Linked DNA regions of Homo sapiens: region 1 is linked to region 2. The links are chromatin contacts, found by Hi-C or POLR2A ChIA-PET in ENCODE. All regions are on one chromosome and are shown on one strand. Each heading gives the region's core, a stretch centred on a gene start or an enhancer-like site at or near the end of the contact. The rest is flanking DNA. Distances are from core to core; before and after follow the strand shown.

Evidence for each region. Hi-C counts contacts between places; a loop is a spot of excess contacts on that map. ChIA-PET counts read pairs that join two places held with the same protein, here RNA polymerase II (POLR2A). Pooled maps may share reads with other maps.
Region 1: a pooled map shows a loop between it and region 2 (2.6-fold over the local background). The contact joins the enhancer-like site here to the promoter of SPINDOC in region 2. A Hi-C loop is called at or near these places in 2 of 50 pooled maps. POLR2A ChIA-PET finds 5 or more read pairs at or near these places in 4 of 52 experiments (Caco-2, PC-9, WTC11 and 1 more).

What each region holds. Positions count from the first base shown.
Region 1 is chr11:63,736,378-63,740,539 of GRCh38, reverse strand. All of the region lies in intron 3 of RTN3 (reticulon 3), which reads right to left. Among named protein-coding and RNA genes, the nearest start is that of ZFTA, 30 kb to the left of the region's middle. Within about 2 kb of position 1,664, at least 2 of the 41 ENCODE cell types and tissues checked have a DNase peak (open chromatin) inside an H3K27ac peak, as active enhancers do; they include PC-9, where a contact is called at or near this core.
Region 2 is chr11:63,811,018-63,815,123 of GRCh38, reverse strand. It overlaps SPINDOC (spindlin interactor and repressor of chromatin binding), which reads right to left and starts at 1,668. Exons shown (of 6, transcript NM_138471.3): 1 at 1,311-1,668. The coding sequence starts at 1,437. RefSeq lists silencers at 1,563-2,032, 3,293-3,587.

The DNA.
Region 1 (4,162 bases), core at 415-2,914, 75 kb after region 2:
GGATCACGAGGTCAGGAGTTTGAGATCAGCCAGGCCAACATAGTGAAATCCTGTCTGTACTAAAAATACAAAAAAAAAAAAAAAAAAAAAATTAGCCAGGCATGGTGGCAGGCACCTGTAGTCCCAGCTACTTGGGAGGCTGAGGCAGGAGAATCACTTGAACCTGGGGAGTGAAGGCTGCAGTGAGCCAAGATCACACTGCTGCACTCTAGCCTGGGTGACAGAGTGAGACTCCGTCTCAAAAAAAAAAAAGAAACTAAGATGGGGAGGTTAGAAGGGGCCTTATTAACCAAATCTATTTTATGTATCAAACTTCCATATAAACTTTTCTATGAAAAAGTGTTGCGCTATCAGAACTATGATTAAATAGATTGGTGTGTAAATGATATACGGAGACAGAGGACCAGGAGATAGAGGCAGTATGATACATCACCTATGGGGCAGACCAGACCAACATAGAGTATAGATTTGGGAGTTATCAACATGTAGGTAGTAATTTGAAGCTACGGAAACAGAAGGGATCACTTTGAGGCATCTCAGCCCCTCAAATTCCACACATCAAAGAAAACATCATTTCTGACTGACATTCTTCCCTGATCAGAAAATAGTTCTACCATCCACCCAGAAACCCAAGACAAATACAGAAATAGGGTTCACTCTTCTTTCTCCCTCATCATCTACACTCAAACATCAGGGCTGGTTAAAGTCTATCTTTTTGAATTTATCAGAAAAAATTAAAGTCTTTTGATTAAGAGTCTTAAACATTTTTATGTCTTAAATTTACCTTCTATGAGCAGACTCTTTAGAGAAGACTGTCCAAGTCAGTGACTCTCAGCTGCATGTGAGATGGGATAAAGGACGTGGGATGGGGAGTAGATCCTGACTCCTGATGGTGCATGTCACCTTTTTAAAGCTATGGACAAATTATTGCTTGATTCTGGTTATGTGTCAGGTAGAGAATCACTACTGGAGAGAGCCACTGATACAGACAGGGAATGTCCTTTTCTTTGGGTGTGCTATGTGTTATCTTGGGTGTTCTAAAACAGAAGAGAATTGTGAGGCAATGGGCTAACGAACTGCCACACTAGTACACAACCTTATAGAGAAAGAATGAAGCCTTGGCTAGTCTCTTCCTAAAGTCCTACAGGGAAGTGACCCAAGCTAGTTCAAAAGGTACTGGAAAAATAAAAAGCCAAAAATTCTCAAAAGAACGAAGTCAATGTTCCCTTACTTTTCAGGTTACAACTTTATCTTTAATATCATATCACTTAATTTTTTTTCATTTAAAGGACCTTACTTTTTTCTCTTTTCGTGATTCATTACATAAGTAAAATCACTAATTTTTCAGTTATATTATTTTGCTAATGACAGATGAAACATCTGACAAGGAATGTCTGCACCAAGAGTTTACGTTGCTGGTGGAATTACGACTGATTCCTTCTTTTTATTTTCCAAATCTTTTGTAATGTGGCCATATTACTTTTATTTTAAAAACTTTAAGGTATTTATTTTAAAGTTTTATTTTATTAAAGTATCTATTTCTTGTCCCTGTTATTTAAGGACGCCGGCTGCAGTACCCAAGTTACACCTGAAGAGGGCACTAACACATCCAATGGTAATCTCAGGCTAAGGAAAAAGGAAATCAGTCTTGTGCCATTTCCAGGAGGAACAGCAGTAAACCTTACTGATTCCTCACCCGTTAATTTTATTACCGAATTTGGGGAAAGCTCTTGTTTTGATTCTAACTAGCCATTTCCAAAAGTCAATTGACTTTATTCTCCCAAGTATACACCTCAAAGGTAGAAAAGAAGAGCTGTTCAAATACTTATTCTGAAAAGGAACAAATGTGAAAGAAATTTCAAGGTTTAGTAGTCTGTCAGCTTTACCTTCTTTTTTTTTTTTTTTTTAAAGACAGGGTCTCACTCTGTCACCCAGGCTGGTGTGACTACAGCTCACTGTAGCCTCGACTTCCCGAGCTCAGGTGATCCTCCTGCCTCAGCCTCCCAAGTAGATGGGACTACAGGTACATGCCACCATGCCTGGCTAATTTTTTAAATTTTTTGTACAGATGGGGGTCTCAGTTTGATGCCCACGCTGGTCTTAAACTCTTGGGCTCAAGCAATCTGCCCTCCTTGGCCTCCCAAAGTGCTGGAATTACAGGCGTGAATCACTGAACCCAGCCACTTCATTTTTTAAGAACAAATAAATCTCCAATTCATTCCACCTTCCTTGCAACAGTTTCTTAAAACTTGTCTATAACACATCCCTAAGAACACTCAAACATGCCTGAAATAACTAAAAGGAAAAAAAAGGCCATGTTTTATAACCTCAAAAAGGAAACTGTTAATAAAGGGGAAACAGTTAAGCTTTTTAATATGAACAATTTATGTAAAGACAAAGATGCAGACATTTTTACACAGATTATTTCTTTTCTTTGGTTACTTTCACATTAATAGTTATAATAAATGAAGCCACTTTTGAGTTGCAAAAGAGACGTCAGGTGATGTGTTTGTAAACTCAGGCCCAAATTTTGTGGCTGCTGAAATGGGTTAAGACTCTGCTCTGCTACAGATTTATCCTTAACCAAGGAAATCCACCCCCTCAAAAGGCACAGAAAGATCACTGACAGAATACAAAGCTGTCACTGTCAAAGACAGACACACATACTTTTGGCCATAGATAAGTCTGGCAGCAGGCCAGAGAAATATGTAGGAACCCCTTTCAAACTAATGTTCATCTCACACTCTCAGAAAAAATAGTTGTTTGTTCATTAAAATAACCTACCATCCCCTTTGCCCTCAATTTCAGATTTATAAAACAGAAAACAAAATGGCATTGTCTACCCCTCTCCAGGTGAATAGTATGGATCTAAAAATGTGAACTTTTGACCTTAGTTACCTAAAAAGTATTTTCCTTTTTTTTCTTTTGTTGAGACAGAGTCTCATTCTGTTGAGCAGGCTGGAGTGCAGTAGCATGATCTCAGCTCACTGCAACCTCTGCCTCCTGGGTTCAAGTGATTCTCTTCCCTCAGTCTCCTTAACAGCTGGGGCTACGGGTGCCCGTCACCACATCTGGCTAATTTTTGTATTTTTAGTAGAGATGGGGTTTCACCATGTTGGCCAGGCTGGTCTCAAACTCCTGGCCTCAAGTGATCCACCCACCCTGGCCTCCCAAAGTGCTGGGATTACAGGCATGAGACACCGGCATGCCTGGCCATCAATCTTTAATTTTATGGTTAGTGTATTTTACCTAAGAAATCTTTGCCTACCCTATGTCATGAAGATGTTTTCCTATGCATTCTTGGAAAAGTTTTTTGGTTTTAGTTTTTATGTTCAGAGATCTAATTCATTTTAATTTCTGCACATCATGTGAAGTTAGAATTGTGGCAGGCGGAATTCTAAGATGGAGCTGGGCATGGCGGCGTATACCCGTAGTCCCAGCTACTCAGGAGGCTGAGGTGGGAGGATCCCTTGAGCCCAGGAGGCAGCAGTGAGCTAGGATTGCAAAACTGCACTCTGGCTTAGGAACAGAGCAAGACCCTATCACAGGGAAAAAAAAAAAAAAAAGGATTCTATGATAGCTTCCAAGACTCTTGCCCCTTGTTGTACATGCCTTGTATAACACTTTCCCCTGCCCCTAACTGTGGACAGAACCTGTGAATATGATGGGATAGTCATTCTAGTTTTTGCATTTGAGTTATATAAACAGTCATTTCTCAGTATCTGAATGAGATTCGTTCCAGGATCCCCAAGGATATAAAAATCCATGGAAGCCCAAGTCCCTTATATAAAATAGCATGGTATTTGCATATAACCTAGACATATCCATTTGGATACTTATTTTTTAAAATTTTTTTGAGACGGAGTCTCTGTCATCCAGGCTGGAGTGCAGTGGTGCAATCTTGGCTCACTGCAACCTCCGCCTCCCGGGTTCAAGCGATTCTACTGCCTCAGCCTCCCGAGTAGCTGGGACTACAGGTGTGTGCCACCACATCCAGCTAATTTTTTGTATTTTTAGTAGAGATGGGGTTTCACCATGTTGGCCAGACTGGTCTTGAACTCCTACCTCAGGTGATCCACCTGCCTCAGCCTCCTAAAGTGCTGGGATTACAGGCATGAGCCACCACGCCTGGCCTTTATATTATTTTTTATTGTTTTTTCTT
Region 2 (4,106 bases), core at 419-2,918:
GTGATCTCTGAACCATTTATTGCCACCCAACATACTATACATGAACCTATTTCTCTGTCTTTAGCCATTGGTATATATATGTTCTTCAAGAGCAGGGTTTCGGTTGCTCTGTTTACTACTACTTCCCAGCCTAAAAACACTAGCCTAAACAGCCTAAAGTAGACGTCCAGTGAATATTGGTTGAATGAATTCACCTGTCTATTCCTGCCCTAACAGTGGGGATAAGGCCACCCTTGCAGGGTTGAGAGGATTAACTGAGACAGCCTCTGACAATGCCCAATGAACACTCAACAAATATTAGCAGAAGTAGGAAAACAACCTATCTTTTGGACTAAATGCTCCGAGAAGGGAGGTGACCTTTATTTCCCTCATGAATTTTATAACCCTTCCAGTTCCAAAAAGGATGACAGGCAGTGCAGGCAGACATCATTCTGTTCGGCTGAAGTTCAATGAATGGCATTGCTGCTCTCAACCTCTTTTGGGTACTATCCCGCCTAAGAAAAGCGGGGTGGGAGAATGGAAATATATTTGCATTTTCATGCATATTAAGTCTCCCACAAAGATGGCTCTTTGTTTTCTTACGGTTTGCAAGCTCCTGAGGACTAGAAATCGGTGAAGGGGGAGGGGAGAGCGAGTGTTCTGAGATTGTTCCTCCCATCCCCTCCCAAAGCTAATCTCGTTCTAGCACTGCACTGCTTTTCCAAACTAGCTGTTGTATGCAGTCCCATTCATCCCTTCTCTCCAGAACTTGACACCTGTGGCTCCTGCAAGTGGAAGGCCCGGGAATGGGAATGAAGCGGGGTGGTGGGCAGGGAAGCGTTATGCTCGGAGAGCCCTTAAAATTCTCCTGGAGGTCGGCAGCGGCGCCCGCCTGTAGCCTCCGGCCTAGAGGCTTCGCCGCCCCTCGGACTAGAACACAGCCCGGCCGTTGTGCTTGCCTCCCCTTCCCAGGCTGTGAGACGGCGGCCGCAACCACCCAGCGCCTCTGGGGATCCGGCCTCTGGTGCTGGGCCCGGGAGAGGGGGCGCTTGGGCACCGGAAGATCCGGAGCGTGCGGGGCGTGGATCGAAGTCTCCAGACCCTGGGCGGGGGAAAGGGGAAGGGAGGGGGAAATCGAGGAGGCCTGAGCTTCTAAACCATGGTGGGGGAGGTGCAAGAGCGCGCCCTGGACCCAGATCCGAGAGGGAAACCTGGGCCCCAAGGCTGAAGGGGGTGAGAAGGTGCCCGGGTCCCGGACCCCGACTGGGGAGGGACGGCCCCAGCCCCGGCCCCGCACCGTGACGCGGAAGTGGAATCCCCTCCATCCTCACCTCTGAGCATCGGCTCGGGCCGCGGAATTACGGCCACCACCATGGCCTCCTCCTCGTCCTCCCCTTCCTCGCATTTCAGCGTCACCTCGAAGCAGTCGAGTGCGGCGCCCTCGGCCTTTAGGGCCATGGTGCGGCCGTGGGCGATAGCAGTGGCCGGAGGACTGGCGCGCAGGCTTCGGCGCGCAGCCGGCAACCGCCTCCCGCCTCCTGGCCGGAATAGCGCCGGGCCCGCCGCCCGCCCCGCGCAGCCCCCTCCCCGCCGCCCGCCCGCCGCTCGCCGGCCGGGCCTGCGACCGGCGCGTCCGGGCCTCCCCGAGACCTCGGCGCGTCGGGAGCCCGGGCGGGGAGGGCTCAATCCGGGGCCCCTGCCCCCCGCCGCTCCCTTTTATGGAGGCTCATTGTCGGCGCCCGCCCGGCCGGCCAGCCGCGGACCCGCCCCCGATGCCGCGCGGCCAATCGCGCGTGGCCCCGCCCCGGGCACGCGGCCCCGTTAGAAACCCTGGACCCGGGAGGCGGCGGGAAGGGCCGAGGGGACCCGGGGCCACCCGGTGCGCAGAGGCAGAGGGGCCCCCAAAACCCGCAACGCGGGCCCCTCAGTCTGCGGGCCAAGCCCGGGGTTTCCCTCCATTAAGAAGTCAGTTGGGCGTTTCTGCTGGCGTGGAGAGCGCTACCAGGTGCCCCCGGATTTTGATCGGGAGTCGCTTTTGCCTTTCCGTGGACAAGCCTTCCTCCGCCAGCAGATGCCCCGGGCAGGAAGAGAAGCGGTGGGTGAGTGGAAAGGGCCTTGGTATGGAAACGCAGAGACCGAATTCCTTCTCATCTGCCAGCTCCGTGGCCGTGGGCACATTATCTGTTTTCTTAGTCCGGCTCATCGTTTCTTTCAAAAACCATTTTGGACCCTTCTGGGAAGGCAAAGAAGAGAAGCAGAGTGGACTGTGAGCGGACATAAACCACCCTGATGGGTATGATTTCCATTTTTGGCACGGGAGTCCGGAGATTTTGTGACCCTCTCCAAGGACACACAGCAATCCCTTGAGAGCCCCAAGACCAGAGTCCAGTTGCCATGACATTGCTGCCCTATAACCACACTCTGGGTGAGCTTTTACTTCTGTGACATGGAATGTGCATCTCCCTCTTCTATAGCAACCCTCATGAGATTTCAGCTCAGAAAATGCAAAATGTCTGACACTGAAAATCCATCTTCGAATGTCGTTATATCAGACCAGACACAGTAGTATTCAGAATCGCGTAGTAGGATGGGGGTGTGAGAAGAGGTGTGAACTAGTCTATATGGATTGCAGTCAATTTTTTAATTTTTTTTTTTTTGAGACAGAGTCTCGCTCTGTCACCAGGCTGGAGTGCAGTGGCGCTATCTCGGCTCACCACAACCTCCGCCTCCCAGGTTCAAGCTATTCTCCCGCCTCAGCCTCCTGGGTAGCTGGGACTACAGGCACGTGCCACCATGCCCGGCTAATTTTTGTATTTTTAGTAGAGACGGGGTTTCAGCATGTTGGCCAGGATGGTCTTGATCTCTTGACCTCATCATCCGTCTGCCTCGGCCTCCCAAAGTGGGATTACAGGCGTGAGCCACCGCGCCTGGCCTTGCAGTCTATTTTTAAGGGAATTATTTTGTTATGTGCAAGTGTATCTGATATTTTAAAGGTTTTACAACAAAGGTATTACCAAGCCTGTTTAACTATTTCTGCTGAATGGTCATTCTCTACCATTTGCTACAGATCCCTTCCGTGCCCCTCTGCTCTGCTCTGTATTGCAGTGGGCTGAGTCTTGCGGGGGGCAGTTTCTCAGGCTCCCAGAGCATCTGGCTTCAGGCCTCGGTTTAGCCAATGGGAGGCAGTGGCAGGAGAAGAGAAGGCAGGAGGAAAGAAAGAGCCATGGTATTTCTTCTCTTTCTCTCTCTTGCTCAGGCTCAGGTGACATCTCCAGCAGCAGATGAGGCCTCTCTGTGGCTCCAGCTCATGGATAGGTAGCTGTGGTCCCAACATCTGTAGGATGATCCATGCCCCTGGGCTCTACTCAGTCCACCTCCTCTTTTTGTCCCTGCAGGTTAGGAGTTGTAGGCAGCTTCTTGCTTTTGCCAGTCTCTGTACTGCCTCTCTCTGTCCCCTGCTGGGCTTTCCAGACCTCCCTGTTAACCCCTGTTAATCGTGTCACCAAAACCCTGCATTACATTCTCTCTGTTTTCAATACTTAAAGTGGTTCCCTCCTGGCGGGGCGCAGTGGCTCCCAACTGTAATCCCAGCAGTTTGGGAGGCCAAGGCAGGTGGATCACTTGAGGTCAGGAGTTCGAGACCAGCCTGGCCAACATGGTGAAACCCTGTCTCTACCATAAGAAAAAAGAAAAAAGAAATTAGCCCGGCATGGTGGTGTGTGCCTGTAATCCCAGCTACTTACGAGGTTGAGTCAGGAAGATTGCTTGAGCCCAGGAGGCGGAGGTTGCAGTGAGCCAAGATCATGCCGCTGCACTTGACTCCAGCCTGGGCGACAGAGCTAGATTGTCTCAAAAAAAAAGTGGTTCCTATTTTCCTGGTTGAACCTTGAGTGATACACCCAGTATTGTACCACCCAATTAGTAGACATTATTTCTTTTAGGTCATATTATTCTCAGCTTATAGAGCAAGAAGTTGAAGCTTAAAGGGTTAGATTACTTGCCCAAGGTAATACAGCAAGAATCTTATTTCATCCAACCTAGAGTGAATATTTCCCCCACATTTTAATATCCCTCAAATGGTGATGCTTTCTATAATCAACATCAACGTGAAGTTTAGGACTGAAGTT